Regions from separate parts of the Homo sapiens genome. Here region 1 is linked to region 2. Evidence: read pairs that join two places in POLR2A ChIA-PET (ENCODE). Cell type or tissue: OCI-LY7. All regions are shown on one strand. Links, peaks and the distances in the headings refer to the core of each region. The heading gives the core; the rest is flanking DNA. Region 1 overlaps LOC105371348 (a long non-coding RNA gene). Region 2 overlaps GABARAPL2 (GABA type A receptor associated protein like 2).

Region 1 (15,766 bases), core at 4,418-12,417, 190 kb before region 2:
GAACCCCTGTGCACTGTTGGTGGGAATATAAGTTAATGCAGTAATGAAAAACAGTATGGAGCTTCCTCAGAAACCTAAAAATACAATTACCATACAACTCAGTAATCCCACTTCTGGGTATATATCCAAAGGAATTGAAATCAGTATGTCGAAGAGATATCTGCACTTTCATGTTCATCACAACATTATTCCCAATAGCTAAGATATGGAAGCAACCTAGGCGTCTATCATGAGATGAATGGATTTTTAAATGTGGTTATATACACAATGAAATACTATTCAGCCTTAAAAAAAGAAAGAAATCCTGTCATTTGCAGCAATGTAGATGAACCTGGAGGATATTGTTAAGTGAAATAAGCCAGGCACAAAAAGACAAATATCATATGATCTCATTTACATGTGGAATCAAAAAAAGTTGAACTCAGAAATAGAGAGTAGAGCTCGTTTGCCATGGCTCACGGCTGTGATCCCAGCACAATGGGAGGCCAAGGTGGGTGGATCACCTGAAGTCAGGAGTTCGAGACCAGCCTGGCCAACAGGGAGAAACCCCATCTCTACTAAAAATACAAGAAGTAGCTGGGCGTGGTGGCACATGCCTGTAATCCCAGCTACTCAAGAGGCTGAAGCAGGAGAATTGCTTGAAGCTGGGAAGCGGAAGTTGCAGTGAGCCAAAATCACACCACCACACTCCTGCCTGGGTGACAGAGTAAGAAAAAAAAAAAGAGAGAGAGAGCAAGAAATAGAGAATAGAATGGTGGTTACCAGAGGCTGTGGGAGGAGGGTGGATGGGGAAAGGGAAGACATTGATCAAAGGATACAAAATTTCAGTTGGACAGGAGGAATAAGCTTTAGTGATCTATTGCACAGAATGGTGACTATAATAAACAAAAATGCATTGTATATTTTAAGATTAATAAAAGAGTATGTTTTAAATGTTTTGGTCACAAAATTGGCAAGTGAGGTGATGGATTTATTAATGTATTTGATTTAATCATTCAACAATGTAAACATACATCAAAATATCACATTGTACTCCATAAACATATATACAATTATTATTTGTCAATTTAAAATAATTTTTAAACTATTTTTTATAATATTGTAATAGTGGATGTATGCAATTATACATTTGTCAAAACCCACAGAACTATACAACACAGACTGAATCATAATGTAAACTATGGACTTCAATTAATAATCATGTATCAACATTTATTCATCACTTGTAATAAATGTGCCACACTAAAGCAAGATGTTAGTTACAGGGGAAACTTTGTGGGGAGAGAGAAAGGATATATAAAAATTCCCTGTATTTCATGCTCAATTTTTCTGTAAACCTAAAACTGTTCTATATAGCCTAAAATGAAATCTAAATGTTTAACTTAAAAAGGAAAACTGAACATCTGAATATTGTAATGTGGTAACTCTGAAAATCAGATTATCTCCCTTACCCAGAGTTTAATGTTCTTGTTTATTGAAGACCACAGTCATATATTTAGTGAGTTTTTTCAAACTATTTTTGCAGACTATATTTTTTATCACGTGTGGTTGAAGTTTCTGTTCCTTTAGCTTGTGTTCAACTAACAGGGATTTCCTTGAATGCAAGGAAAATTTTTAAGTCATCTTACTCTTGATTCAGCATTTAGTTAGTTTTTATAAATCTTTGAGTGTTTTAGAGTTCTGACAAAGTTGGTTCTGACAGTTTCTGCTTGTTTTTCCAGGTTTCTTAGAGAAATGTGTGCTTGTAGCTGTCTACTCACCATTTTGCTGATGTGACTCTCTTCACTCTCACTGTATTTTAATCTGGGGAATGTGGTGATCAGGCATATGGGTAAGGCAATTTCTTACCCGTAGTCTCTGCATTTCAGGTTTTAAAGTTTGAATCACTCAGATACCAGGTTCTCGAGGTTTTAATGCTACTTAGTACCTTGCCTCTTAGCTCCTCAAAATGATTTCATGATTCTAGTAACACACAACATCCCTCTCAGATGCTGGAGATTCATCATCTCATGAAGTTCTGAAATGTGACTAAATACAGACTGCTAGAGAGAAAAAGAGCCCATGGTATGTTCTGAATATGCATGTTTTCTCTTAGGTGTGGCTGCAGAGAAAAGGAAGCTGGTTTATGGCTTTATATTCTCTGTATTAAATATAGAATGTGGCCACCAAAGGAAGAGGTGGAACGGGTCATCTCTCTGTGCTGCCGTTGCTGCCCCTGTCTCATCTCATCATTTTGCAAATTAGAATATCGCATGGCTGATGAAGTCACTGTCCAAGTGTAGCTGTGTAATCTACTGTATGATCCACATTCTTTTCTACAGTGAGCAGCTAAGTCACTTTTCACTAGGATCTTTGGAATTTCAATTCTGCCTGTTTCTCCAACAGACTCAATGAGCCACGGCACCTATGATCAATATATTCCAGGTTGCTCTGTTTTCTGTATTTGTTTGCCAGCCATCAATATCTATGCCTCATGATTTGGTTTTGTTTTTTACATTTTTCTCCAAACAACATTGATAGTGCTTATTCCACCTCCCGTTTCTGTAATTGATCTGTATTACAGCTGCATGAATGGCCAGATTGTACTAGGTCCATCTTTTTTCAAACATATTCAAGCCCATGCAGGGAGAATAAGCTCACGTATTCTTGGCTATGAGTAAAGTAAGTTTTCAAAAGTGGAAAGTAAGCTCATGAAAGGAAATGAAGAAATTAGAACACTTACTTGACCTCCACCCTAAATTCATCCAATAACCTGATTAGGGGTTTTGTTTTTTTTTTTCAATTTTTTTATTGACACACAACAGATTATACACATTTTGGGGACATATGTGATCATTTGATACATTCATATAATGTGTAAAGATCAAATCTGGGTAATTGGAATATCCATCACCTTAAATATTTGTCTTTCTTTATGCTGAGAACATTAAAATTATTCTTTTCCAGCTATTTTGAAATGTGTAATTGATTATTGTTAACTATAGTCATTCTACTGATCTGTCTAAACACCAGGTCTTATTTCTTCTATCTGACTGTATGTTTGTACTCATTAATCAACTTCTCTTCCCCGTTTTACTCTTCCTGGCCTCTGATAAGCACTTCCTGGCCTCTGAAAGCAACTTATCTCCATGAGATTCACTTTTTTAGCTCCCACAGGCAAGAATATCAGACATTTGTCTTTCTATGCTTGGCTTATTTCATTTAACATAATGACCTCCAGTTCCATTCATGTTGCTGCAAGTGACAGGATTTTATTCTTTTTTGTAGCTGAATAATATTCTGTTGTATATATGTACCACATTTATCCATTGATGGGCATTTAGATTAATTCCATATTTTGACTGTTGTGAATAGTGCTGCAATAAACATGAGAGTGCAGATATTTCTTCAATAATATTGATTTTCATTTATATATATCTCCAGTAGTGGAATTGCTGGATCATATGGCAGTTCTATTTTCCATTTTCTGAGAAAGCTCCATACTGTCTTCCGAAGTGGCTGTGCTAATTTACATTCCCACCAACAGTGTATGAGAGTTCGCCTTCCTCCACATCCTCACCAGCATCCGTTATTTCTAGTCTTTTGATAAAAGACATTGTAACTGAGGTAAGATTGATTCAGCTGGGCAGGTGAGCCCCACAGTGGGGCTTAGTCCAGAGTGTTCTTGGCTTTGCCCAGGAAATAATTCAAGGACAAACAGGAGGTGGAAGAAAGTTTTATTGAAGAGGCAGTGTTACAGCTTTGTGACTCCTCCTCAGAGCAGGGCTACCTTCTAGACAGAGAGTAGCAGCTTAGGGCAGTTTTGCAGTCATATTTATACCCATTTTTAATTGCATGCAGATTAAGGGGTGGTTTGCACAGACATCTCTAGGGAAGGGGCACTAACTTTGGTGTCATCTGGTCATTGCTATAGAAAGGGGCAGTAACTCCCGGGTGTTGCCATGGCAATGGTAAATTCATATGGCACATTAGTGGGTGAATCTGATTAGAAAGCTGCTTCCACCCAAGCCCTGTTTTAGCTAGTCCTCAATCTAGTCCGGTGTTCAAGTCCCACCTCTGGAGTCAAGTCCTGCCTCCTACCTTAAGATGATATCTCATTGTGGTTTTGATTTCAATTTCTCTAATGATCAATGATGGTTATTTTTAATATACTCATTGGTCATTTTTATGTCTTCTTTTCAGAAATGTCTGTTCAGATCTTTTTCTTATTTTTTAATTGGATTTTGTATTCTTGCTATTGAGTTTTTCTAGTTCCTTATATATTCTGGTTGTTAATCCTAGTCAGATGCATAGTTTGCAAATATTTTCCCCCATTCTGTGGGTTATCTCTTCGTTGTGTTGACTGTTTCTTTTGCTGCTTTTTAGTTTGATGTAGTCCCATTTGTCTATTTTTGCTTTTGTTGCCTGTGCTTTTGAAGTCTTACACAAAAAAATATTTGCCCAGATCAATGTCCTGGAGCATTTCCTCAAAGTTTTCTTCTGGTAGTTTTATAGTTTTGGGTCTTATATTGAGGTCTTCAATCCATTTTGATTTTATTTCTGTATAGAGTGACAGACAGGGGTCTGCTTTCATTCTTCTGCATATGGCTATCCAGTTTTCCCAAGACCATTTATTGAGAAGACTGTCCTTTCCCCACTATATCTTCTTTGTTGAAAATGAGTTGATTATAGGCCAGGTGCGGTGTCTCACACCTGTAATCCCAGCACTTTGAGAGGCCAAGGCAGATGGATCGCATGAGGCCAGGAGTTCAAGACAAGCCTGGCCAACATGACAAAACACCATGTCTACTAATGATACAAAAATTAGCCGGGCATGGTGTTACAAGCCTGTAGTCCCAGCTACTCAGGAGACTGAGGCACAAGAATCACATGAACCCACAAGGCAGAGGTTGTAGTGAGCCGAGATCACCCCTCTGCACTCCAGTCTGGGCAACAGAATGAGACTGTCTCATTTAAAAAAAGAAAAAAAAAAGGAAAGAAAGAGAAAGAAAGAAAGAAAGAAAGAAAGAAAGAAAGAAAGAAAGAAAGAAAGAAAGAAAAAAAATGAGTTGGCTGTAAATATATGGGGTTATATCTGAATTCTCTATTCTGTTCCATTCTTCCATGTGTCTGTTTTTATTCCAGTACCAAGATGTTTTTATTAAGATAGCTTTCTAGTATATTTTGAAGTCAGATAATATGATGCCTCTAGCTTTGTTCTTTTTGATCAGGATTGCTTTGGCTATTCGGGGTCTTTTGTAGTTCTATGTATATTTTAGCAGTTTTTTTCTATTTCTGTGAAGAATGTCGTTGATATTTTCATAGAGATTGCATTGAATCTGTAAATGGCTTTGGGTAGTATTGCCATGTTAACAATATTAATTCTTCCAATCCATGAGCATGAACTCTCCTTCCTTTTTTGTGTCCTCTTCAATTTTTCTATCACTCTTTTATACTTTTTCTTGTATAGATCTTTCACTTGACTAAATTGATTCCTAGGTATTTTATATTCTTTGTAGCTATTGTAAATGGAATTGTTTTCTTATTTTCTTTTTCAGATTACTCACTGTTGTCATACATAAATGCTCCTGGTTTTGTATGATTTTGTATCCTGCAGCTATGCTGAATGCATTTATCAGTTCTAACACTTTTTCAGTGGAGTCTTTTGGTTTTTTCTAAATATAAGATCATGTCATCTGTGAATAAGGCTAATTTGACTTCTTCTTTTCTAATTTGGATGCCCTCGATTTTTTTCTCTTGCCTGATTGCTCTAGCCAGGACTTCCAGTATTATGGTGAATTAAAGTGGTGAAAGTAAGCATCCCTGTCTTCTTCCAGATCTTAAAGGAAAGGCTTTCAATTTTTCCCCATTCAGTACATTAGCTGTGGGTCTGTCACATATGCCCTTGATTATTTTGAGGTATGTTCCTTCTATAATCAGTTTTTTTGAGGACTTTTGTCATGAAAAATATATAGATTTTTTTTTCGTTTTTCCTTTTCTTTTCCTTTATTTTTATTTTTATTTTTTTATTTTGTTTTATTTTTTTTTTTGAGACAGGGTCTGGCTCTATCGCCCAGGCTGGAGTGCAGTGGTACGATCACAGCTCACTACAGCTTCAACTTCCTGGGCTCATGCAATCATCCCACCTCAGCCTCCCAAGTAGCTGGGACTGCAGGCCCTTGCCACCACACTCGGCTAATTCTTGTCTTTTTTGTAGAGACAAGGTTTCACTGTATTGCCCAGGCTGGTTTGGAACTCCTGGGCTCAAGCAATCTGCCCTCCTCGGCCTCCCAAAATGCTGGGATTACAGGTGTGAGCCACTGTGCCTGGTGGGATGTAGAATTTTATCAAATGCTTTTTTGACATCTATTGAAGTGATCATATGGGTTTTGTTCTTGGTTCTATTAATGTGAAGTATCATGTTTATTGATTTGCATATGTTGAGCCATACTTACATCCATAGGATGAATCCCATTTGGTCATGATGAATGATCTTTTTAATGTGTGGTTGAATTTGGTTTGCTAGTATTTTGTTGAGAATGTTTATATCTACATTCATCAGTGATATTGGCCTGTAGTTTTCTTTTTTTGTCATGTCCTTGTCTGGTTTTGGTATCAGGTTAATGTCCACCTCATAGAATGAGTTTGGAAGTGTTCTCTCCACTTCAATTTTTTTGAAGAGTTTGAGTAGAAGTGGTATTAGTTACTCTTTAAATGTGTGGTAGAATTCAGCAGCGAAGACATCAGGTACTGGGCTTTTCTTTTATAGGAGACTCTTTTTTTTTTTTTTTTTTTTTTTTGAGACGGAGTCTCACTCTGTCGCCCAGGCTGGAGTGCAGTGGCACGATCTCAGCTCACTGCCAGCTCCACCTCCCGGGTTCACGCCATTCTCCTGCCTCAGCCTCCTGAGTAGCTGGGACTACAGACGCCCGCCACCACGCCCGGCTAATTTATTTTTTGTATTTTTAGTAGAGACAGGTTTTCACCGTGTTAGCCAGGATGGTCTCGATCTCCTGACCTTGTGATCTGCCTGTCTCGGCCTCCCAAAGTGCTGGAATTACAGGCGTGAGTCACCACGCCTGGCCAATAGGAGACTTTTTATTATGGCTTCGATCTCATTACTTATCATTGGTTTGTTAAGGTTTTCCATTTCTTCATGGTTCAGTCTTGGTGGGTCAGGAATTTATCCATTTCTTTTAGATTTTTCCAATTTGTTCGCATATCATTCAGAATTGTCTCTAATGATTCTTTATATTTCTGTAGCCTCAGTTGTTATGTCTCCTTTTGTTGTTCCTAGTTTTATTTATTTGGGTCTTCTCTCTTTTTTTCTTAGTCTAGCTAAATGTTTGTCAATTTTATGTATCTTTTAAAACTTTCTTTCCAACTTTCCATTTTGTTGATTTTCTATATTTTGGGGGTTTTTTGTGAGGGTTATTTGTCTTAGAAACTGAGTCTCACTGTCACTGTGTTACTAGGTCTTTATGGCCCTATGAAATTGGGTCTCACTATGTCTAAGAAACTGGGTCTCACTATGTCACTATGTTATCCTGCCAGTGAATCAAGGTGGTGTGGAAGCTGGTGGTCCATCTTGACCTCACTTTTTCCAGTGCAGAAACCCTGAATCAAGGGGAAATTTCCTGCATGGCTTGGTGGTAGACAGATTAGAGGGAAGGGTGTTGTGGATATGGAAGTCCAATTATCTTACTGTATACTCAGATTTTTTCCACTTCTCCATGGCCCTGGGAACTGTCTCATTCCCATATATGAATTCTGGGATATTGCTGGTGATAATCTCAGCACTGTATATTTATTTTTTGTTTTCTGGGTAGGGATGTGAAGCCAGCTTGCTTCTACACTGCCATTTTGGAACCAGAACTGATTAGGTTTTGAAATCATTTGTGTATTTTTCATTTAATGTTATATAATTTTATCAAGTACTACAAGTATACCAAAAAATATACAAATAATACACAGTCCTGTGATAATAGATCTGCCTGCTCCCAGTTCTCTTCATCAGAAACATACCCCATATTATAAATATTATTATATTTATAATAAAAATATTGTATATATTATTTAATATATATAACATTTATATTTTATATTATATTATTTATAGATTGAGAAATTTATATAACTATTGCCTTACCAGTTTGATAAATAGAAGATATACCTCACAGTCATTATTCTGTTAACTTCAGACAATATATCTTTATTCCCCATTATGCAAAATTAAGATATTAACAACCCTATCGTTTTCTTTAATTCAGCAACTCCCTCCTCAACCTCCCAGCTTCTCTCAAGTAGAATTTTGCTTGTCTATCAACACAGTAAATGATATTTGCATTAAGTAGCTATAATTGAATCTTGTTTGCTTATACACAGGTAAAAAAATTAGTTTTGATTGAAAAACATCACTTCAACCTCATTGAAACCACAAGAAACATACTTAATTTTAAAAATAACTATGTAAGTATAATTTTCTCAAGAGCCACAGTGTGCTATAATTAGATTTCCTTCTCAGAAGTCCAACACACTCCCTTGATGGGGAACGTTCTTAGAATCTAATCAAATGGAGCTTCTACTCTTCCTCTCCATAGATTATTCAAAATTATGCCACATTATACTATATTCTTATTTTGATAATAAACTAAGTAAGCAGTTTCTTTGTTTAAATTTCTGATATTTTTATTTCTTCATTTTGAGAGAAAAATACATAGACCTTCATTAATTTACTACCAAGATCTTCCAGATTCTCATTAATTCTGTTCATTACAAGGAGTCTCCTCTCCTCCAATTCCTTTAGGATCTTATCATCTAGTTGGAGAAAGAGAAATAAAACTGGACAGAGTATTGTGTTTAAATGTCAGCACTTTGTTTTACAAATGATGCTGACAAACTTGGATGAATCTAGGATAAAGTTAGCCAGATATTGAACTGCCCAAAAACTGAATTATATGAATATTAATTTTTAAAAGCAAATATATTTGGCCTAGAGAAAGCAAGACTTAAGATCATGATATCTGTTTACAGATCTCAGAAAGTATGCTATTTTAAATAGGAACTATACAATTTTTGCATAGCTTCATGAAAGAAAACAAAGACCAACATTTGAAAATTTCAGGGAGGCATGTATTATTACACTATCTCTAACTTTGCAAAAATAACTCCATCTGAAAGTGAGCTAGTGTGTTTCTGATCACTGGATGCTTTCAAGTAGATTCCCATTACCCATGGGCCTGGAATATTCCACAGGATTTAGGCTTTGGATAGAAGTTACAACTAATATCTTCCACATTTCATTAAATGCCTGTATCTGTGAGTCTAAATGGATCTAGCACAGACTTACGCATAATTGGTTGTATTATTTGTCAAATGCACATGTGAATTCTTGTTCTGTGAGTGGATTGCCAGTTCTGGGGAACATTGGCTTGTTAATTATTTCATGTATAATCCAAGCTATTTGTTATATATCTTTGTATTTGCTTTCCCTTTGTCCCTCATCTCTCCATTTAGAGTCATTTAGGGGAAATTTTCTTGCCGGGCAAATGAGTACATCCCAGGGTCAAAATGGGAAATGAAAGAGACTTAAAATACTTTTATTTCAGCTCTAGTGAGACTGAAAAGCAACTGACTCATGCAAAATTTGATAATTACATGTGGTTTCTTTATTTAACAGCTATCATTATGCCATTATGTATCAGACTATAATCTACTCAGAGTTTTCTTTCCTAATATTTGGAACTGATAAGTGAAAATGACAGCATTCCATGAGGAGGTATTTCACATTCTCCTTATTTCAGCAGAAGCATCTCTTCCATATTCTACAATTCCTTCAAGTTCTAATGAATTGTTTATGTATAGAGTGAAATAATATATTTTGTCCAATAATTGTATAGCTGATAATTTTATAAGTAGTAGTTTTTGTGAGTTGTTAACCCCCCACCATGGATGACAACAGCAGCAACAAAACTCTACGTACTCAGACATAAAATGTAGCCAAATTTTATTTAGAAACTTTTGCCTGGGCCTGGATTGGTGGCTCATGCCTGTAATTCCAACACTTTGGGAGGCCAAAGCAGGAGGATCACTTGAGGTCAGGAGTTCAAAACCAGCCTGGGCAACAAAGTGAGAACCCCATCTCTACCAAAAAAAAATAATAAATTTAATTTAATTTTTTAAAAATGTCTGGGTGTGGTGGCACACACCTGTAATCCCAGTACTTAGGAAGGCCAAGGTGGGACAATTGAGCTCAGGAGTTTGAGACCAGCCTGGACAACATAGCAAAACCCCATCTGTATGAAAAAAAACAAATGTTAGCTGGGCATGGTGGCATGTGCCAGTGGTTCCAGCTACTCAAGAGGCTGAGATGGGAGGATCACTTGAGCCCAGAAGGTCAAGGCTGTAGTCAGCCATGATAGGACCACTGCACTCCTCCAGCGTGGGCAACAGAATAAGACCCTGTCTCAGAAAAAAAAATTAAAAAGGAAGAAACTTTTGCATTTTAATAATTTTAGTGTTTAATTTATAATTCTTTTTAATTATCCATGACTTTTCAATGTAAAACAATATATTTTCATTATGCAATTATTTTTAATCTACTATAAATAATTAGAATAGGTTAAAGACAAAAATCTACTTAACATTAAAATACTAAAAATTTAAATATTGGAAGGTATTATAAAACTTGTGTAAAGTGCTCTAAAGCTTAAGAGTAATACACTTACAAACAAATAACTTGATAGTAGCAGCATGTAGATTTTCAGATACAAGATTTCTTTCTTTTTTATGGTTTCTCTCCTCTTTTTCAAGGATTATAATAACATATATGTTAGACCTTTCATTCTCTCTTTGGTCTTTTATCTTCCATTACTTTGCCTCTTCCTTTCTCTATTGGTATATTTCTTAGATTTATCCTCCAAATTGCTAATTTTCTCATTTCAGCTACATCTAATCTGTTGTTAAATTCATCCATTGAATTTTTAATATTCAGTTACTGCATATTTCAGTTCTAGACTTGGTATTCAATCCTTTTTATTGGATTGAATAAAAAATCCAATTACTGGAATAAAAATTCCAGTTCCTGTTTAAATGTTCTATTTGATCATTTAATTTCTTGAACATTTTACATTATTTGTAAAGTCTTTACATTGTTTGTTAAAGACTATTAAAGACTTTACATTATTTGTAGTCTTTGTCTAGCTGTGATCTTCAATATTCATCTCTCCAGTTTTGTGAAACTGGCAAATGTTCTGCTCGGATGCTGGCTACTGCTTTCTGCTCTGGTTTTCAGCTGAAATCTCCAGCTCCTGCTTTCTCTATCAGCAAATGCGTTGAAGATATAAGTTATGCCAAATATTGAGCTCAAATCCTAGGATTACCTTCTTTCTGGGAATTTGTTTCATCAAATCTTTACTGCTTTGGTAGCTCTGCTATCCCATCAAAAACTCATAGTTCTTCCTTCTTTTATAGTTGTTTTCAGTGGAAGGGCTGCTCCAACACTATATAGCCATGTTTCTTTCTTTCTTTCTTTCAGAAGAAGAAGAAGAGGAGGAGGAAGAAGAAGAGGAGGAGAAGGAGAAGAAGATAGTGACAAGGATAGCAAATGCAAACCTAAGAGACAAAGAAATTCAACTACTAGAAGGACCACAGGCAAAATTGTGATATGGGATTATCTTCCTCTAATGTCATTTTACTTCCCTTTTTTTCACCATTACTTACATCTGTCATTTTCTTTCTACTGGGACCCAATGTCTTGTACATTCTAACTTCTTGGAAGTCTAAATCAAACTAGGAATCAGGAAGAAGATGATCATAGACAGCAAAAAATTACACATATATTGCATTATTTTACTCATCAGGAAAAGGCCTGTGAAATAAGTATTTATGAAATCACAGGAAGAGCTGAAGTAGAAGGACATCTACAGGCTCTTCTTAGTAGTCATCAAAATATACCTGGTAAGCAGCTACCTACCTAGAGATAAGATACCTCCTACCTTACAGTTCACTGGGATTCTATTAGAATTTATTTTTCACTCTGCATTACCTTTTTTGGTAATCTACTATATATCAGTGATATAGAAATTAACTGTATTCTTTTTAACCCCAAGAGTTTTCTCTTTGACTCAAAAGATATATGGCCTCTTGTGGTCTCCAATCAAAGCTTCTATTGGATATTTTATTTAGTGTAAGATTTCTTTCTACATATTCCCATTAATGCTCCCATTCACTCTCCATTTCCTGATCAGCACCTTTTTTTAACCACTGGATAGTTTATGTAAGTAAGACAGTGTTCTACACTCTACAAAAATAAAGTTAATTGAAACTTTGTATATTTTAAACTTGTTTTACTTCCTTTGGAATCTAATACATAACCCATATTCTGGAGGATAATGAATCAATTTATTTTGATTTGGTTCTCTGGTTGCAGTAATAATGTAAATTCAGGGGGGAAATGTAAATAAAAATTGAAAGCAACAAAAACAAATTTTCTGAATTATAGTAAAAATGCAGAATTAAATATGTCTTAAATGTTTAAACATCTTAGTGTATCTCAGTTGGAAGAAAAACAACCTCTGTGAGAACAGAAAGAAGATGACTAAAGAGCAGTGTGGTCTGAGAAGGATTCTAAGGTTGTTTTTTATCTTTAAAAAGAGGGGTTGGCAAAATATGATCCTTGGGCCAAATCCAGTCTGTGACTTTTCTATACATAATGTTTTATTGAAACACAGCCATTTATTTATATACTTACAATGGCTATTTTTGTACTACAATGGCAGTGTTGAGTAGCTGTGACAAACACAATCTGAAGCACAATACCTAAAGCATTTACAATTGGTACCTTTCTAGGAAAGATTTGCAGACCCCTGCTGAAGAAAATCTTGATGGTGGTAACATCAGCAAAAATGGCAGAGCAGGGACCCTCAAAAATTCACCCTTCCATAAAAGCAATGAAAAAATTATTTAAATGGTCAGAATTACCTTTTTCAGATCTCCAGAAATGAATCAAAAGATTTTGTGTGACTGAAGTGGATGTAGAAATTTAAAAAAAAAAAAGAATTAAAAGCTTCCCATGACCTGGGGAGAGTTTACTCAAGAAAAATGGCTGGATGGCTGTAAGAAAAGTTAGCTTTGTGACATTTTAACTTTCCCTGGTCCCACCCCCCACTCTCTAGCTCAGAAAAAGCCTTGAAAAATACTCATCTGCATTGCTGGTGCTGCCTAGCAGTCATCAGTGGGACCAGAATAGAGATGAAGCTCTTTCAAAGTATAATTCCCAAAATATTATCTCTTTTTTTTTTTTATTGAGACACAGTCTTGCTCTGTCGCCCAGGCTGGAGTGCAGTGGCACGATCTTGGCTCACTGCAAGGTCTGCCTCCCAGGTTCACGCCATTCTCCTGCCTCAGCCTCCCGAGCAACTGGGACTACAGATGCCTGCCAGCACACCCAGCCAGCTTTTTGTACCTTTAGTAGAGACAGGGTTTCACCATGTTAGCCAGGATGGTCTCGATCCCCTGACCTCGTGATCCACCTGCCTTGGCCTCCCAAAGTGCTGGGACCACAGGCATGAGCCACTGCACCCAGCCAATATTATCATTTCTTATTTGTCTGGTGGTTCTCTTGAAAAACTCATTAAGAGGCTGCCTTGGAGCTCACTCACTTCAGAGGATTTCTGTCAGGTGATGTTATTTTTGGAGACAATTACAGGCAAGTGTTTTAACTTTGTGGCTGCCTGAGGAGATTAACAACAGCTGAGGCAAACAAAGGACTAACCAAAAACCTTGAAAATAAAATAGAAGTTTGAAAATAAGATGTCTAGAAGGACATCAGAAGGCTCTGACAAAATCTCAGGGATCTAAATGACCATGTGTACTCCCAGGATAGTACACAAGCTCAGGGAAGACCTGGAAAGGCCCTCAGCTCTCATCTCTGCTTACCTTGAGGATCTATGTAGGCAGTAAGAAAAGGCTTAGATGGAGTTACAAGCTGCCTAAGTTTTGAGGACATGACCCAACATGCACAGAGAGCCCTTCAGCAAATGAAAGATTTATTGATTCCAGACCTCTAAGGAAACCTGTCTAATTACTAGCTAACCACTAAGCTAACTGAGTAGTGGCATCAATGCCCATACATGACAAAGAATACAAACTTTACTGAATTGCCTTAGAAATGTAAGTAAGAGCCGGGCGCGGTGGCTCATGCCTGTAATCCCAGCACTTTGGGAGGCCGAGGTGGGTGGATCACAATGTCATGAGATCGAGACCTTCCTGGCTAACATGGTGAAACCCTGTCTCTACTAAAAATACAAAAAAATTAGCTGGGCATGGTGGTGGGCACCTGTAGTCCCAGCTACTCAGGAGGCTGAGGCAGGAGAATGGCGTGAACCCGGGAGGCGGAGCTTGCAGTGAGCCAAGATCGCACCACCGCACTCCAGCCTGGGCAACAGAGCAAGACTCTGTCTCAAAAAAAAAAGAAACGTAAGTACGCAAACAGGTAACAATAACCAATAAGCAACAATAAAAACAAGCCATGGACATGTAGGAAAATCTGATTTCCAAACTTGCCACATAATACCTATTAAAATGTCCAGGTTTCAATAATGTAAAAAATTATAAGTCATGCAAAGAAATAAAGTACTGCCAACACACATACATAAAAATAAACAATCAATAGAATTTGTCCTAAAGGAAGCCCAGATATTGGACTTACTAGAAAAGACTTTAAATCATTTAGTCTAAATATGCCCAAAGACCAAAAGGAGAGTGTGCCTAAAGAAGTATGAGAACAATGTCTAACCAAACAGAAAACATCAATAAAGAGATGGAAATTATAAAATTCAACTTTAAAATAAAAGTTATAAAATTGAAAAGCTTAATAACAGAAAAGAAAAATTCACTACAGGTTCTCAGTAACAGATATGAAAAGACATAAAAAATCAACAAATTTCAAAATTGGTCAATTGAAATTATCCAGTCTGAGGAACAGAAAAGAAAAAGAACAAAGAAAAATGAACAGAGTTTCAGAGACCTGTGGGAAATTACTGAAAGTACCAATATATATGTAATGGGAGACCCAGAAGGAGAGGAGAGAAATGTCAAGAACCAATATTTGAAGAAATAATGCTTGTAAACTTCCCAAATTTGTTGAAAAATATTGGTTTGCACACATGAACTTCAAGTGTAATAAACTAAAAAGATTCATACCTCAATACAACATAATCAACCTCTTAAAGAATGAAGATGAAAAAACTTGGTATCAGCAAGTAAGACATGATTCATATACAATGGCTTCTCAGTAATATTAATAGCTGTTTCCCATTAGAAATCAAGGAAAAGAGAACATAAGACAATAGGATGACATATTCAAAGCAGTGAAAGTAAAAGACTGTCAATCAAGGAGTCTATATAGAGCAATACTATACTCCAAAATTGAAGGGGAAATTAAGACATCTCCAGATTTTTTTTAAAAAACCAAGAGAATTCATTGCTAGCACAGCTGTCCTGCAAGAAATACTAAAGGAGTTCTTTTAGGCCTAGATGAAAGTTATTTGGCAGTAATTCAAACCCAAATGAAGAAATAAAGAGTACTGGTAAATGTTAACTATATGGTTAAATATAAAAGACAGCATAAATGATTTTTGTTTATAGTTATTTTCTTTTCTTCTATCTGATTTAAAAGACAACTACATAAACCAGTAATTATAAGTCTATGTTGATGGGTACACAAGCAATAAAGATCTAATTTGTAAAAATAACAGCATAAAGAAGGCAGGTAGGCTGGGCATGG
Region 2 (15,766 bases), core at 4,458-12,457:
ATTAGGTATATCTCCCAATGCTATCCCTCCCCCCTCCCCCCACCCCACAACAGGCCCCAGAGTGTGATGTTCCCCTTCCTGTGTCCATGTGTTCTCATTGTTCAGTTCCCACCTATGAGTGAGAATATGCTGTGTTTGGTTTTACCCTTTTAAAATTTTGAACCATGTTAATTATATTTTTTAAATAAATTTTTTAAATGAAATAAAAATTAGTGGAAAAAGATTTCTCTATCTTAAACTGCATTAACACCAGAAAACACGTAGAGGCAATGTTGCATAGGGAAGAGGAACCTCACAAGCTGCTTTAGGCAGCTGAATTCCGCAGAATTACTGTCTTCTGGAATTTGGCTCTTTCAGGGAAGTTTAAACTTTCAGCATTGCTGTTTATTCTGTGCCCATAAGTGGGTTCTAATGTTATGACTGTGTTGCATAATTTGTATTTTCTTCATAATTTTCAAAACTTGGCTTGATTTAAATAATTGTATAGGTTTCATGTAGTCATTTCTGCATAGGGTTAAACGCCTTGTTTTATGGAGTTGATCAGCGCCAAGCATGAGCTCACTGTCTGGGGAAACAAGGCTGCTATGGAGATAATGACCAACCCTGGCTGCCAGTGCCTCTGGTCGGAAGAAATGCAAGCCCTGTCTGATTTGGTAGTGTCTGTGGCTGGGGGAAAGCTGCCTCCACCTGGACCTTGGCAAGACTTTTTGGATTTAAGACAGTGTTCTGAGCAAGCCTTAGCCAAAATTTTCCAGCTCCTAAAACCCACTTCCCTTGCTGGCTAGTTAAATGGCTTAGGACAGTGTTATCTTTTCAACTGCCACTGCCTCCTGAGATGGTGTCTGGGAAAGCCAGAGGAGCTGTTAAAATGAGTCCCACCGCAGCAGAAAAGCTATTGAAACCAGGAGACAGCTTCCAACTGGAAAAATACTTAGTATCTAAGTGCTTACTTTCAAGAGCTCAAGCAGCTCTTCCCATAGGCGGCTATCCCGAAGGAATGGTTGAATACAGAAACAGCCAAGGAGGCAGATATTTTAGACAAAGTACATTTATTTTCCAGAAAGAGTAGTTTTTTTAATACCCCATATTGAAGAATTGTTGACCTTCACATCCTATAAATGTGAATCCTTTTAAACTTAAACGTGTCTGTACTGGGGCTGAGACTGACTTGCTGTAACACCATCCAGATGAATCCAAAACAAATCTTTATACCTATGGTCCAAAAGTGGTAGGAAAATTCTGTAAAGATTTAAGGGCTTCAGGCAAAGTTGTTTGAATTCAATTTTTATTTCTTAAAACTGGGGACCCAAAATGAATCAAAAGGGATAGATGTCAGATGAGTGGTTATTGCCTGATGTGGTGGGGGATGGGGAGCAGGCGGTTGAGTTAGAAAGAGGCACAGGAGCACCCTCTGGGAGATGGAAACATCCTGTGTTTTGATTGGAGCGTTGATTATATTGGTGTAAACATTTGTCGAAATTAAGTCTACACGTTAATGTTCGTGTACTTTACGTAATTATACCTCAAATTTAAAATGCAAAAAAACAAAAACATAGCCCTTATTACTTTGTGTAGTAGAATAAAACTGGGCCTAGATACTCAAGCAATTGTGTCCTAGTACCAGTTCTGCCACTAACTTCTATGTGTATGTGGGGAAAGTATGTAACCTCTACTTATAACTTCTCATCTGTCCTACCAAATTAGATCCTCGCATTTAGGATGCTCAGTTTTTTTCAACTGTTAGGTAGGATTCTCATAAAAATTATTAATTGGATAGATAATACAAAGAGAAATTTTCTCTAGGAAACTGCCCATTGTTGATGTGACTACATATGGCCTCAGTCATGTTGGTGACAAGGGAGGGATGAAAATAACTTTTTTGTTTTTTAGACAGAGTTTCACTCTTGTTGTCCAGGCTGGAGTACACCGGCGTGATCTGGGCTTACCACAACCTCCACCTCCTGGGTTCAAGCGATTCTCCTGCCTCAGCCTCCCGAGTACCTGGGATTACAGGCATGTGCCACCATGCCCGGCTAATTTTGTATTTTTAGTAGAGATGGGGTTTCTCCATGAAGGTCAGGCTGGTCTCGAACTCTCGACCTCAGGTGATCCTCCCGCCTCTGCCTGCCAAAGTGCTGGGATTACAGGCATGAGCCACCGCACCCGGCCTGAAAATAAATTTTGTCTCAATCGACTAACCTGGGCTCTGAATTTGGGTATGGATTTTTTGCCCCTCATTCATATGAGCCAGTAGGGTTAGGAATCAGCTTTTAGAACAAGCCTGTCCGGCACTGCTTTTCAGTGACCAAATGCAGGGAAATGTCTCTGTGGGAGGAAAGGGAGTGGCAGAAAGTCACTCCAAGTGGGACCCAGGCTGCCAAATGTTGGTCTCCAGCACATGTTCCCTGTACTTGGGCTCAGCTCCGGAAGGGGAAGAGCTCACAATGGAAACAGTGATGGCCATTTGCTCAGGCAGCCAAGAGAATGAAAAGCACATTGAAACTAAGCAGTGTCTCCACAGGAGAGGTACGGTGGGCCCCTTGCTGGTGAAACCAACCTGACAACAGGCAGGATCACAGAGCCATTCCCAACATTTTTCTTCAGTTCAACAACAAGACCTTTCTGTGCAACCTCTCAAGAAATCTCTGGCAAATGATACTGTGGGCAGTATTACTAAGCTTTACCCAACAATAGAGGCACACTCAGTCCAGTTCACCCGTTTGCTCTGAATTCGATTTTGTTAATTGAAAGAGCTTTTCTTAATGTAAGTTTCGGGACGTGCATCCCCCAACCCAAAGTTTCATCAACTTCCCTGTTTATTGCTGCCTCTTGTGAACCTTTTTGACCTCCAGTGAATGCCTTTTCAGCTGGCATTTTCATGCTGTACTTTTGTTCTTCAGCTTACCCAGTGCCACTGTGAATGTCCTTCTTTACTAACATGTCAGTAACTGCTGGGCTGTGAAGCCAGCTGACAGTGGGAGAAGGCAGTCGGGGTGATGGAGTGGCAAGTGCAGTTAAACCAGCTCTGATGACAGTGCTCACTCACCTGTGCTAAAGCAGGTAGGTGGTGCCGCCCGGCTCTGTGCCTCCTTCATGAAAGATGAGAGCTGCTATGGTCTGAATGTTTGTGTCCCCCCAGATTCCTATGTTGAAATCGTAACTCCCAGAATTATGGTATCAGAGGTGGGGTCTTTGGGAGGTGATTAGATCTTAAGAGCAGAGCCCGGCCAGGCATGGTGGCTCACGTCTGTAATCCCAACACTTTGGGAGGCGGAGGCAGGTGGATCACCTCAGGTCAGGAGTTTGAGACCAGCCTGGCCAACATGGTGAAACGCCATCTCTACTAAAAAAACAAAAATCAGCTGGGCGTGGTGGCGGGCGCCTGTAATCCCAGCTACTCGGTAGGTTGAGGCAGGAGAACCATTTGAACCCAGGAGAAGGAGGTTGCAGTGACCTGAGATCGCGCCATTGCACTCCAGCCTGGGCAACAAGAGCAAAACTCCGTCTCAAAAAAAGAAAAAACGCAGAGCCCTCATGAATGGGATTAGTGTCCTTATCAAAGAGACTCCAGAAATTCCTTACCTCTTCCGCCATGTGAGGACACAATGAGAAGATGGCTGTCTATAAACCAGGAATCTGGCTCTCACTAGACACCAAATCACACCTTGATCTTGGACTTCCCAGCCTCCAGAATGGTAAGAAATAGAGCTATATTGTTTATTAACTATTCAGTCTATGGTGTTTTGTTACAGCAGCCCAAACAACAAGGGCCCACGTGGCTTAGTATTTTGCTTGCATATACTTTGAGGGAATTATTTTGTAAAATAAATGGGCCGGGCATGGTGGCTCACACCTGTAATCCAAGCACTTTGGGAGGTCAAGGTGGGCAGATCACTTAAAGTCAGGAGTTAAGACCAGCCTGGCCAACATGGTGAAACCCCACCTCTATTAAAAATATAAAAATTAGCCGGGCATGGTGGCAGGCGCCTGTAATCCAAGCTACTGGGGAGGCTGAGGCAGGAGAATCTCTTGAACCTGGGAGGCAGAGGTGGCAGTGAGCCAAGATTGCGCCATCGCATTCCAGCCTGGGCAACAAGAGCGAAACTCTGTCTGAAAATAAAATAAAAACTAGGCCAGGCATGGTGGCTCATGCTTATAATTCCAGCACTTTGGGAGGCTGAGGTGGGTGGATCACCTGCGGTCAGCAGTTCCAGACCAGCCTGGCTAACATGGCAAAACCCCATCTCTACTAAAAATACAAAAATTAGCTGGGCATAGTGGTGCATGCCTGTAATGCTAGCTACTCGGGAGACTGAGGCACAAGAATCTCTTGAACCTGGGAGGCAGAGGTTGCAGTGAACCAAGATCGTGCCACTGCACTCCAGCCTAGATGACAGAGACTCTGTCTCCAAAAAACAAAACATATTAAAACTAGCTGGGCAAGTTAATCCTGTAATCCCAGCTATTCAGGAGGCTGAGACAGGAGAATCATTTGAACCCGGGAGGCGGAGGTTGCAGTTAGCCGAGGTTGCAGTGAGCCGAGATTGCACCACTGCACTCCAAGCTGAGTGACAGAGCGAGACTCTGTCTCAAAAATAAATAAATGACAGTGTGTAGACTATGGTGCGATGGTCACAAACCCAGTCTTTTCAGGAGCAGGAAACTTAAGGCAGGTGGAATGAACTGGAACCGTTTTTGTTGTTGTTCTAGCTGATTGTTGCTAGATCTTAAGAATTTTTTCAGGAGAAGCAAGAAAATTAGGTATTTATATACATGTCTGTGGGCCACATTTAAACACAGCCCTTTAATTCTCACTGTCTGGACTAGCAAAATAAAGATGGGTTTTGGCATTAGACCGAAGTGTGAATTTTGGCACCAGGATGTCCTAGTTGTGTGATGTTGGGTAGGTAACTTCATTCTCAAAGTGTCAGTGTCCTCTCCTTTGAAATGAGGGCAGCTCTGCCCACTTGGCAATGGGGTTGTGATAGGTATAGGAGGGCTGTCTACCACACATGCAGTGACTAGCACTTAGGAAACTCCAGCTGAGGTCGTCTGTCTGCCAGCTTCTAAGTGACTCCTTCCAATTTGCTAGTCCCATTTTCCAGAGCTTTTGCTAATAAACATGACTGTCCTCAGGAGAAGCCTATTGGGCAGATGTTTGTAGAGTGTCATGCTGCACACCAGGTGTCTGCACATGTGTTTGCACCGCTCCATCCCACATCTGGAAGCAACAGCTCCAGGTGAAGGAGCAAAGCTGTCGATCACAGAGGTGTATGTGGATCCTCCGACCAAACTGTGGCTTTGCTTCCTCAGTGTCAGCCACCAGGATTGGTTTTAGGTGTGTTAGGCCATTCTTGCATTGCTATAAATAAATAGCTGAGACTGGGTAATTTATAAGAAAAGACATTTGGCTAGGCAAGGTGGCTCACGCCTGTAATCCCAGCACTTTGAGAGCCCAAGGCCGGTGGATTACTTGAGGTCAGAAGTTCGAGACCAGCCTGACCAACATGGTGAAACCCCGTCTCTACTAAAAATACAAAAAAAAATTAGCCAGGCGTGGTGGTGGGCACCTGTAATCCCAGCTACTCAGGAGGCTGAGGCAGGAGAATCACTTGAACCTGGGAGGTGGAGGTTGCAGTGAGCAGAGATCTTGCCACTGCACTTCAGCCTGGGTGACAGAGTGAGACTCTGTCTCAAAAAAAAAAAAAAAAAAAAGAAAAGAAAAGACGTTTAATTGGCTCACAGTTCTGCAGGCTGTACAGGAAACAGTGCTAGCATCTGCTTCTGGGGAGGCCTCAGGAAGCTTTACTCATGATGGAAGGTGAAGCGGGAGCAGGCGTCTCACATGGTGAAAGCAGGAGCAAGAGAGAGAGTGGAGGCAGGTGCCACACACCTTGAAATGACCAGATATTGTGAAAACTATCACGAAGACAGTACCAATCATGAGGGATCTGCCCCATGATCCAAACACCTCCCACGAGGCCTCACCTCCAGCATTTAGGATTATAATTCAACTTGAGATTTGGGCAGGGACAAACATCCAAACTATAAGAAATAAGGATGAAAAAGGGAATCAGTTGTACATTTTAAGGCTTTCCTTTTTTCTGTTTAAGGAAGAATGAGTCTTTTGAGAATAAGAACATTTATATTGCCTCCTTCCAAATTCTCCTTGAAAGAGATCCTCTGGCCACCTTTGGGATTGCACAAGCCTGTCTCATGCCCTCTTTGGGGCCAGTGTGTTTCAGCTGCTGCTGCAAAAGTAAGATGTGTCAGTGCTTGTTAAGTAGGCTCTCAGTTCCAGGTAAGAGCAGTCATACACCTAGATGCCATCAATGTGCCAGGCATTTTGCTCTGCAGCCGGGGTACAAGGATAAGGGAGAGTCCTCATGTTGCTCCTGAGTAAAGGAGGATGGCAAGTGACTTCATAGTGAAAGAGTGCAGTGTGAGGATGACTGTGACAAAGGTCTAATACCCAACCTGGGAGAAGGGTGCAGGGTTCTTAGTAAACAACTGGTGAAGGGGAAATATTAGTGGCTAGCAAGCAAAAAGAATTGGGGGTACATTTGGCAACAGTTTAGAGGGAAGGGTATTTACAGTGGAGAGACATCATAATCAAAGGCTAGAGGTGAGAGCACAGCATGGCTGGGCTAGTGGAGTATGGGGGACGCTGGGGATGAGGCTGGAGGTCACAGCAGGGAGGACTCTGAGTGCCTTGCAAAGGAGAATAGTTTTATCCTGACCGCTCTGCACTTCAGTGATTTTGAGAGATGGGTGCTAAGATGAAGTTACATTTTACAAAGATAACTCTTTGCTGTAGCAAGGAGAACAGACTGCAGGAGCAGGGATGGTGGTGAGGTGACCATAGTTGGGGGATTACTGTAGTAACTTCAAGAGAAATGATGAGGCCCAGGCAATAGAGGCTTGAGGAACCACAGTGAGGGGCTGACTTCAGAAACAGGCAGAGGGCGAGGTGAGTGCAGGGAGTGGAAGAGGGAGTGGTTGAAGATGACTCCCAGGTTGTCGTGTTGGTGACAGAATGGAACGCTGTGCCATGGATCGTGAAATGGGACCCAGGAAGAGAAGCTGGTGTTGGGGGGCCAGGAGATGTAGGCAGGGGATGTGCCCAGTTTCAGAGGTTAAGATTTTGGCAGGATAAGGGCCCATAGTGGGCATTTACACGGACTGGTTTAGTGCTCAGGAGAGAGATGACATTGAGATAAAAATTTTGGAGTCATCATTAAAGACATGGGTTAGATGAAATCATCTACAGAGAATGTGCAGATAGAGAAGAGGAGACACTGGTGAGGAGGGAACCCTGGGGAAATGGAGACTTCAGGAGCGGGTAGAAAAGCATAGAAACGAGAGTGACTGAGAGACCAGAGGAAAATCAGGAGAAAGCCAATTAGGAGCTTCCAGGAGAGAGTAACGTAAAGTATAGGGGAGGATCCCTTGAGGCCAGGAGTTTGAGACCAACCTGGCAACATAGTGACACCCCATTGCTACAAAAAAAAAAAATGAAAATTAGCTGGGTGTGGTGGCAAGTATCCACGGGCGGGGGACAAGGTTATTTTGGTAAGCCTAGCAAACTCTGGGGCAGAGAAGTGGAGGGGTAGAAGCTTGCCTATCTTGAGCTGAGGAGGGAGGAGGAAGTGAGAAATGGAGGCAGCCAGATGCTCTCCTTTGAGAAGGACCTAATTCCTATTCTCATTGGTGTAACTTAAAAACAAAACAAAAGTGATTAAATATTTCAAACATAAAAGTAAAATGAAGCTGGGCATGGTGATATGTGCCTGTAATCCAAGTTACAGGAAGCCAAGGTGCAAGGGTCGTTTGAGCCCAGGAATTCAAGACCAGCCTGGGCAACCCAGTGAGACCCTGTGTCTTTAAAAAAAAAGAAAAGAAAAGAAAAGAAACACTCATGACCCAATTAACAGTAAACATTTTGCTGTCTTTGCGTCAGGTTTTTACTTTTTGGACAAAACATGACTAGTGTTTGAAACCCCACATTTACCCTTTCCTGATCCCATTTCCCTCCCTCCATGAGGTAACCACCATCCTGAATTTGATGTTTCATTCCCTTGCGTGGTTTATACTTTTATTACATAAGTTTATATCTATAAGCAATAAATATAATTGTTTTGCAAATTTTTAAAGTTTATTATAGAGATGGATCATGCTGAATATACTGCCTCTTGCTTTTTTCATTATCAGTACTGTTTTGGAGATTTATTTATGTTGGCACATGTGGCTCTAGTTATTTCAACTGCTATATAGTATTCCTTTGTATAAATATACCACATTATCTCTCCATTCTCCTGTGGTGGACATTTAGTTGGTTTCCAATTTTTTGTTCAAACAAGGTTGCAATGATCATTCTTCTACATGTCTCTTGTACACATGTAGGGATATTTCTGGAATATATAACTAAAAGTGGAACTTGCTAAGCCATGGATTACAGGCACCTTCAACTTCACTAGATACAGTGTCAAACTTTTTCCCAAAGTGATGGTACCAGTTTACATACAAAATAGCCATTTATGACAATTCTAGATGCTTCACGTCCTCACCAATATTTCATTTGTTGAAAATTTAATTTCGGCCAATTTGATGCAGTTATATTCTATAGTTTCCTTTAGATTTTTACAAGGCCACCAATAATGTAGTGTAGATACCACACAACTCTAGGAGGTGCTGTTCACATTTTAGTCTTTGTGAACGGTGCATTCTAGAGTTGGTACAATAACAGTGGTCTTGAGTGATGTTAAGAATTTTGTTTATTGACCTGTTAGGTTTTCTCTTTTGTAGGAATTACACAAAATAATTGATTATATACATATGAAAAAATAGATTCCTATATTAATTATACATAAAATAAATTCAAGGTAAATTAAAGAGCTAAATGCCAGGCCGGGCATGGTAGCTTAAGCCTGGCCAGCACTTTGTGGGGCTGAGGCAGGAGGATTGCTTAAACCCACGAATTTGAGGCTGCAGTGAGCTATGAACATGCCACTGCACTCCAGCCTGGGCAGCAGAGCGAGACCCCATCTCTTTAAAAAAATAAAAACTTTACGATTTTTCTATGTTAATAAATGAGATCTATAATTTCTTTTTTCTCTTACACTGTCTTTTTGTTTCTGTGGGTTTTGTTTTGCTTTGGACACAGGGTTTCACTCTGTCACCCAGGCTGGAGTAAAGTGGCACGATCATCACTCACTGCAAGCTTAAACTCCTGGGCTCAATTGATCCTCCCACCTTGGCCTCCCAAAGTGTTGGGATGGGATTACAGGCATGAGCCACTGTGCATGGCCTCATGTTGTCTTTATAAAGTTTTAACACTGAGATTTGGTAAGTCTCAAAATGAATTTGTGGTTATTCCTTTTTCTAATCTCAAATAGTTTAAAAGTCTTTCGCCCATTTTTCTACTGGGTGGTTTGTTTTTATTGTTGTTGTTGTTTGAGAGTCTTGCTCTGTTGCCCAGACTGGAGTACAGTGGAGCGATCTCAGCTCACTGCAACCTCCACCTCCCAGGTTCAAGAGATTCTCCTGCCTCAGCTTACCGCATAGCTGGGATTACAGGTGCCACCACCACGCCCAGTTAATTTTTGTATTTTTAGTAGAGACAGGGTTTCTTTTCTTCTCTTTTTTTTTTTTTTTTTTTTTGAGATGGAGTCTCAACTCTGTCACCCAGGCTGGAGTGCAGTGGTGCAATCTTGGCTCACTGCAACCTCTGCCTCCCGGGTTCAAGCAATTCTCCTGCCTCAGCCTCCCGAGTAGCTGGGACTACAGGCACGTGCCACGACGCCCGGCTAATTTTTTGTATTTTTAGTAGAGACGGGGTTTCGCAGTGTTAGCCAGGATGGTGTCGATCTCCTGACCTTGTGATCTGCCCGCCTCGGCCTCCCAAAATGCTGGGATTACAGGCATAAGCCACCACACCTGGCCCTAGAGACAGGGTTTCATCAAGTTGGCCAGGCTGGTCTTGACCTCCTGACCCCAAGTGATCCACCCACCTCAGCCTCCCAAAGTGCTGGGCTTACACGTGTGAGCCACAGCACCCAGCCTAGGTGGTTTGTGTTACTGATTCCAAGAGTTCTTTTATTTATTTTGGATATTAATTATGTCTTGATTATATCTCTTACCCAGTCTGTGGCTTCTATTTGTTTTAGGTGCTTTTTTTTTTTTTTTTTTTTCCTGTTTTGAGACAGAGTCTCGCTCTGTCAGCCAAGCTGGAGTGCAATGGTAAGATCTCAGCTCACTGCAACCTCTGTCTCCCAGGCTCAAGCAATTCTCCTGCCTCAGCCTCCCAAGTAGCTGGGATTACAGGTGCCCGCTAACACGCCCAGCTAATTTTTGTATTTTTAGTAGAGACAGGGTTTCACCATGTTGACCAGGTTGGTCTTGACCTCCTGACCTCAAGTGATCCACATACCTCAGCCTCCCAAAGTGCTGGGATTACGGGCATGAGCCACTGTTCGTGGCCTGTTTTTGTTTTTCGCAACAGGGTCACCCAGGCTGAAGTGCAGTGGCACAATCATAGCTCACTGCAACCTTAAACTCCTTGGGCTCATCACCTGAGCTTCCCACTTCAGCCTCCTCAGTAGCTGGGACTATAGGCCTGCACCACGAGGCCCAGCTAATTCTTAAATTTTTTGTAGAGACAGTGTCTCACTACGTTGCCCAGGGCTCAAACTCCTGGCCTCAAGGGATCCTTCCACTTCGACCTCCCAAAGTGCTGGCAATACAGGTGTGAGCCGCCATGCTGTCTCATATTCAGATATTTAATCCACCTTGAATTTATTTTGTGTGTAATACAGGGATCTGTTTTTTCATATATAACCGTTATAGAGTCATGGGTCATCCAGTTCATTTTTCATGCCATTGCTGTTATATTTTAAACATGGGGGCCAGGCACCACTCATGAAGCTGAGATGGAAGGATCACTTGAGCCCAGGAATTCGAAGCTACAGTGAGCTGTGATCACAGCCCAGCACTCCAGCCTGTGTGACAGTGAGACCCCATCTCTTTTAAAATATATATATATGATTTTTCTATGTTGATAAATGAGACAAAGCTATAACTTTTTCTCTTATACTATCTTTATAAAGTTTTAAACATTGAGATTTTATAAGTCTCAAAAGAAATGTAATTATTCCTTTTCTAATCTCTGAAACAATTTAAGAAAGGGGTTCCTTAGTTTGATAAAATTCATCTGTACAATTTTACAAGTCTAGTGTCTTTTTGAGGAGTAGGGTTTGGGGGAAGAGTATATGCTTTTTTTTTTTAACTTTTAAAATCTTCACTTAGATGTTACATTTTAAAGGTAAAATTGACAAATCCACTGTTATTGACTGATATTCCAAATAAGGCTGCTTTCTTCAATGGTTTGTTTTGTAGCTGATAGCTACTCCCGCCTCTGTTCCAGGACTTCTGCTATAGCACTTACAACATTGCTTTGTAATTATTCTTTACATGTTGGTTTACCGCCAGACGGAAACCTCCTGGAAGACAGGATAGTACTTTGTTCGTATTTGTGCCCTAGTATGCAGCATGGTTAATCCTATTCTGTAGGATTCTGTATAATCCTACATTTACATGGTTAAGAAGAGGTTCACTACTCCCTCCCACCAGTCCCTGCTCCAAATGGGGCTGTTTGGTACACCAAGCAAGGCCAGAGTCCTCCCAGGCACATTATAAATAGAAAAAAAAAATCATGAAATGATTTGACATTGCCAACCACATCATTCTTCTTCAGTTTTACTTATTATCTCAGTTCTGCCACTTGGTAGTCGTGTGGCTGTGGAAACTTCACTACCTATCTTATGGGGGCTTTTTGAAGATTGTGATAATGTATGTAAATCATCTGGTATCCAGAGGGTGTTTAATAAGTGCTAACTATAAATTACTTAAAAGAAAAACACGGCTGGGCATGGTGGCTGACGCCTGTAATCCCAGCACTTTGTGAGCTGAGGCGGGTGGGTCACCTAAGGTCAGGAGTTCGAGACCACTCTGGCCAACACGGTGAAACCGTCTCTACTAAAAATACAAAAATTAGCTGGGCGTGGTGGCACACGCCTGTAATCTCAGCTATTCGGGAGGCTGAGGCAGAATTGCTGGAACCCGGGAGGCGGAGGTTGCAGTGAGCTGAGATTGTGCCATTGCACTCCAGCCCAGGCTGACAACAGCGAGACTCCGTCTCAAAAAAACAAACAAAAAACGCAATTGGCTTCAACGATACTTGCCTTTTGGTTTTCTTCTCTTTAGCTGTTTTTTCTCGTTTGCATTTGTGGGTTTGTGGTTGTGAAACAGAAATAAATCAAAATGCCTTTGGGAAGCCACCCCTCCTCCACTTCTGTAAAATCCTATTTCTGTTCATATGTTTAAGCAGAGGTTCACCATTCTCTGGCCCAAGCAGGGCTGTTTGGTAGTCCAAGCAAGGCCAGAGACCTCCCAGGGACTTTTGTTAGTGCTCTCAGAAAAGATGTTCTTCCTTCCACTAGAGTTGCTAAGCAACTCCAAAGATGGGGCCATCTTTGCCATCACATGGAGAGAACACAGAGAAAAACAAAACCAAGAGATGGAGTTTTGATGTTATTATTTGATCCCTGGTTCTAGCTACACCTCAAGCCAGTGAACCATCCCTCTGAGAGGTGAGATAATAAACTGCCTTTTTAATGCTAAGGCCTGTTTGAATTGGGAGCATGTCATTGCAAATAAAATTCCTTAGTAACACAGAGCTTGCTTTCCCTTTACCTTGATCGCTCTGAGGTCAGTTTCTAACTGCTTTTAGTGTGAAACTATCAGCAAAGAGAAACAGATTTTATTACCTCAAGTTTGGTAAAGACCCAACAAGATGTTTGTGACAAATTAAGAATGTTTCCTCTGATCCCAACTGAGAAGATGACATCAGTAGAGAGCTTGGATGAGCTGCTTATATAATTTGGTGAAGATAAAGTTAAAGGTCTTTGTTTCTTCCGCAATGGAAAGTGTGAGTCATTTTAATTACATGTTCTTAGACTGGTGGGACATACCTGGTTTCTTTATTCTTGTCTGTGTAGTGCTCTAGCCACCAACACAGTATGTCTGCAGAAGATTTAAGAAAGTATCTAAGCATTTCCTCTCAAATGTATTTGTGTCCTAGCAAGCCTACACATCTCTACTAATGTGTGAGAAATGAAACTCATGCGCATAGATAAATCTAATCTTGATTTTTAGGAAGAAGGGAGTAGAAAGCAGTACCTTAAAGAATGCAGGAACATGAAAAAGATGCACAGAAGTGATATGGAAAGATCACTAAAATATAATGTTAAATGAAAAAAAGCAGTGTATATAGAAGTGTATGTTTTCTTTGTATAAGAAAAAGAAGAAGCCGGGTGTAGTGGTGGGCGCCTGTAATCCCAGCACTTTGGGAGGCTGAGGTGGGTGGGTCACCTGAGGTCAGGAGTTTGAGACAAGCCTGGCCAACATGATAAGACCTCATCTCTACTGAAAATACAAAATTAGCTGGGCGTGGTGGTACATGCCTCTAATCCCAGCTATTCAGGAGGCAAGGCGGGAGAACTCCTTGAACCCGGGAGGCGGAGGCTGCAGTGAACTGAGATTGCACCATCACACTCCAGCCTGGGTGACAAGAGCAAAACTCCGGTCTCAAAAAAAAAAAAAAGAAGAAAGAAAATAAGGATATGTATTCATATTTAATTATCCTTTTTACTGTGCCATTATACTGTCCTTTAAATTATCCTATTTACTTTTAAAATATTGAAAAGAAACAAGAAGCCAGTAAAAGTAATTTCCCATAAAGGGCAGAGGTGGTTAGGAAGCTGGCAGGAGCAAGCCTTCTCAGTGTATACCTTTTTGTATTGTCCCGATACCTCAAACATGTGAACATATTAGTTATTCAAAACAATGTCTCTCCTCATGACCCTGGCCATGGCTTCCCGACCCAGGATGTGCGGCCATGACCTCCACAAGCCCTCTTCCTGGTCTGGCAGATGTAGGAGCCACTTCTCTGGCCCATCCAAATGCGGGTGAATAAAGGACATGGCCACAGTACAATGCCTTTATAAGAGAATTTTTATTGTTAATTATTTACCTTAATAGTTTCAGAAAGAGGAACAAATTAGCTCAGTCCAACATGATTGGCAGTTGGCATATTCTAGTGAAGCAAGTGTTCTGACTGCTAAGGATTTAATTTGGATAATTTTAATACTTAGCCATCTAACACTTCAAGCATAACCCAGAATAAATGCATCACCTTCCCTTTCACTTTAATACCGCACCTACCTCACTTCGATATAGAAATATCATTCAATATGATTTCCAGAAGGACAAGTTTCCTGGAGAATACAGGCATGAGGACAATGCACAAAAAGAAAAACTCAAAATAAAACTCTGTATGATAATTTACTAGTCTAAGGAAACAAAACCTTCCAATATATTAAGAAATAAATCCAGTTACAAATGCACTAATAGGTCTATGTGAAGAGGTTCTGGTATAATAACTGAAAATGGCTGGCTATTTACAAGATACACAAGCAGTTACGGTGCACCTAGCCCAGCAATGGCCCTCAGAAGCCAAAAGTGTTCTCTCCGCTGTAGGCCACATATAAGAATCCATCTTCATCTTTTTCCTTCTCGTAAAGCTGTCCCATAGTTAGGCTTGAAAGAGAAAAACAAAAACGTCATTGAAAATTGGAGTCCAGGTTTCAGGAGAAAAAGGATGGCCTGAGGACAGGAATTTAGTAAGACTTCAGGTGTCAGTACCTGCTGTGTGCTTATAATCCTGTTTTAAAGCAAGAGAAAGGAGCCATAAAAAGATTAAAATAAATGAAGTCTGCAGAAGGCAAAGCCATTTGACATCCTCCCAAGTAAATCCTTTAAAGCAGCCAGCTCCTTCAGGGGGCTTTGGCTGGCTAACACATGGATGCCTCTTAAATGCCAAGGACAAGGGAAGAAACTAAGCAAAATGAAGAACCTGAAAGGCTCACCTCTGTGTGGGTAAAGGACCCTAGCAAAGAAGAGTAGTTTGGGTTCATTCTCATGGAATCTCCCCAGCTAAACCGCTGTGCCCCAGGGTGCCCACATGGTGTATCAACATCATCAAAGAGAAGTTATTTTCCTCACACTTAATGCAAAAAGCTCTAAATGTATCTGGGATCCAAAGAAGCCTGCCCAACCTCCCAAAGAACCCTCCAAAAATAGATACTCTTCAAACTAAACGTGTGTGGGTAGAAAAGCTGGCTTTCCCTAAGCAGTAAAACAGACTGCGCAGTGGAGACCTAATCTAGTTCTGTGCCATGAAACTGAGTTGGACCAGCTCCAGAGTAAGACTAGTAACACCTGGATCCCTATGCAAGCTCTGCCCCGTGACTGTACTCTCTGAGATGAGAGGAAGTGCAAATGTGTTAAGACCATGAGTGAAGGGATCAACCAGAAACAGTGGTAAGATGCTCAGTCTGAGACATCTGAGGTCACTAGCCCAGATAGGTAAGTCACAACAGATCCTTAAAAGGGGAACTCATAAACCAAGAGCCAGTGGGGAAGATAAGGAGTCCAAGGCCTCAACCTGAGGAAACAGTGACTGCCCCACTTGCTGCTTTGCTCCTCAAGGGCTGAGTGGAACCTCCATGTAAACATGGACAAATACCACATTTATGAAGGGGGAGGTTTTGAGTTTTTTTCCTGTTCTTCCTGCCCCATTTGCAAGCTTAGCTCGGATGGCTGTGTGGGTAGATGAGAATTATTAAGTAACAATGTGGGGGAGGTCTGA

Evidence for each region. Peaks named below come from ENCODE experiments on the same cell type or tissue, not always from the same donor. Only the 100,000 strongest peaks of a DNase experiment are listed, where the experiment ranks them.
Region 1: POLR2A ChIA-PET joins it to region 2 with 6 read pairs; 2 of 35 experiments call an interaction of 5 or more read pairs at or near these places.

Annotation. Positions count from the first base shown.
Region 1 is chr16:75,768,193-75,783,958 of GRCh38, reverse strand. All of the region lies in intron 2 of LOC105371348 (a long non-coding RNA gene), which reads right to left. Among named protein-coding and RNA genes, the nearest start is that of CPHXL, 50 kb to the right of the region's middle. In OCI-LY7, for the core only: no CTCF peak of the experiment used is centred there; no DNase peak of the experiment used is centred there; H3K4me3 peaks cover 697 bases.
Region 2 is chr16:75,576,168-75,591,933 of GRCh38, reverse strand. GABARAPL2 (GABA type A receptor associated protein like 2) reads right to left here. Exons shown (of 4, transcript NM_007285.7): 4 at 14,053-14,655. The coding sequence ends at 14,565. Among named protein-coding and RNA genes, the nearest start is that of GABARAPL2, 18 kb to the right of the region's middle. RefSeq lists enhancers at 7,692-7,741, 7,822-7,901 and a silencer at 15,411-15,490. In OCI-LY7, for the core only: a CTCF peak has its summit at 8,665; a DNase peak (open chromatin) is centred at 7,633.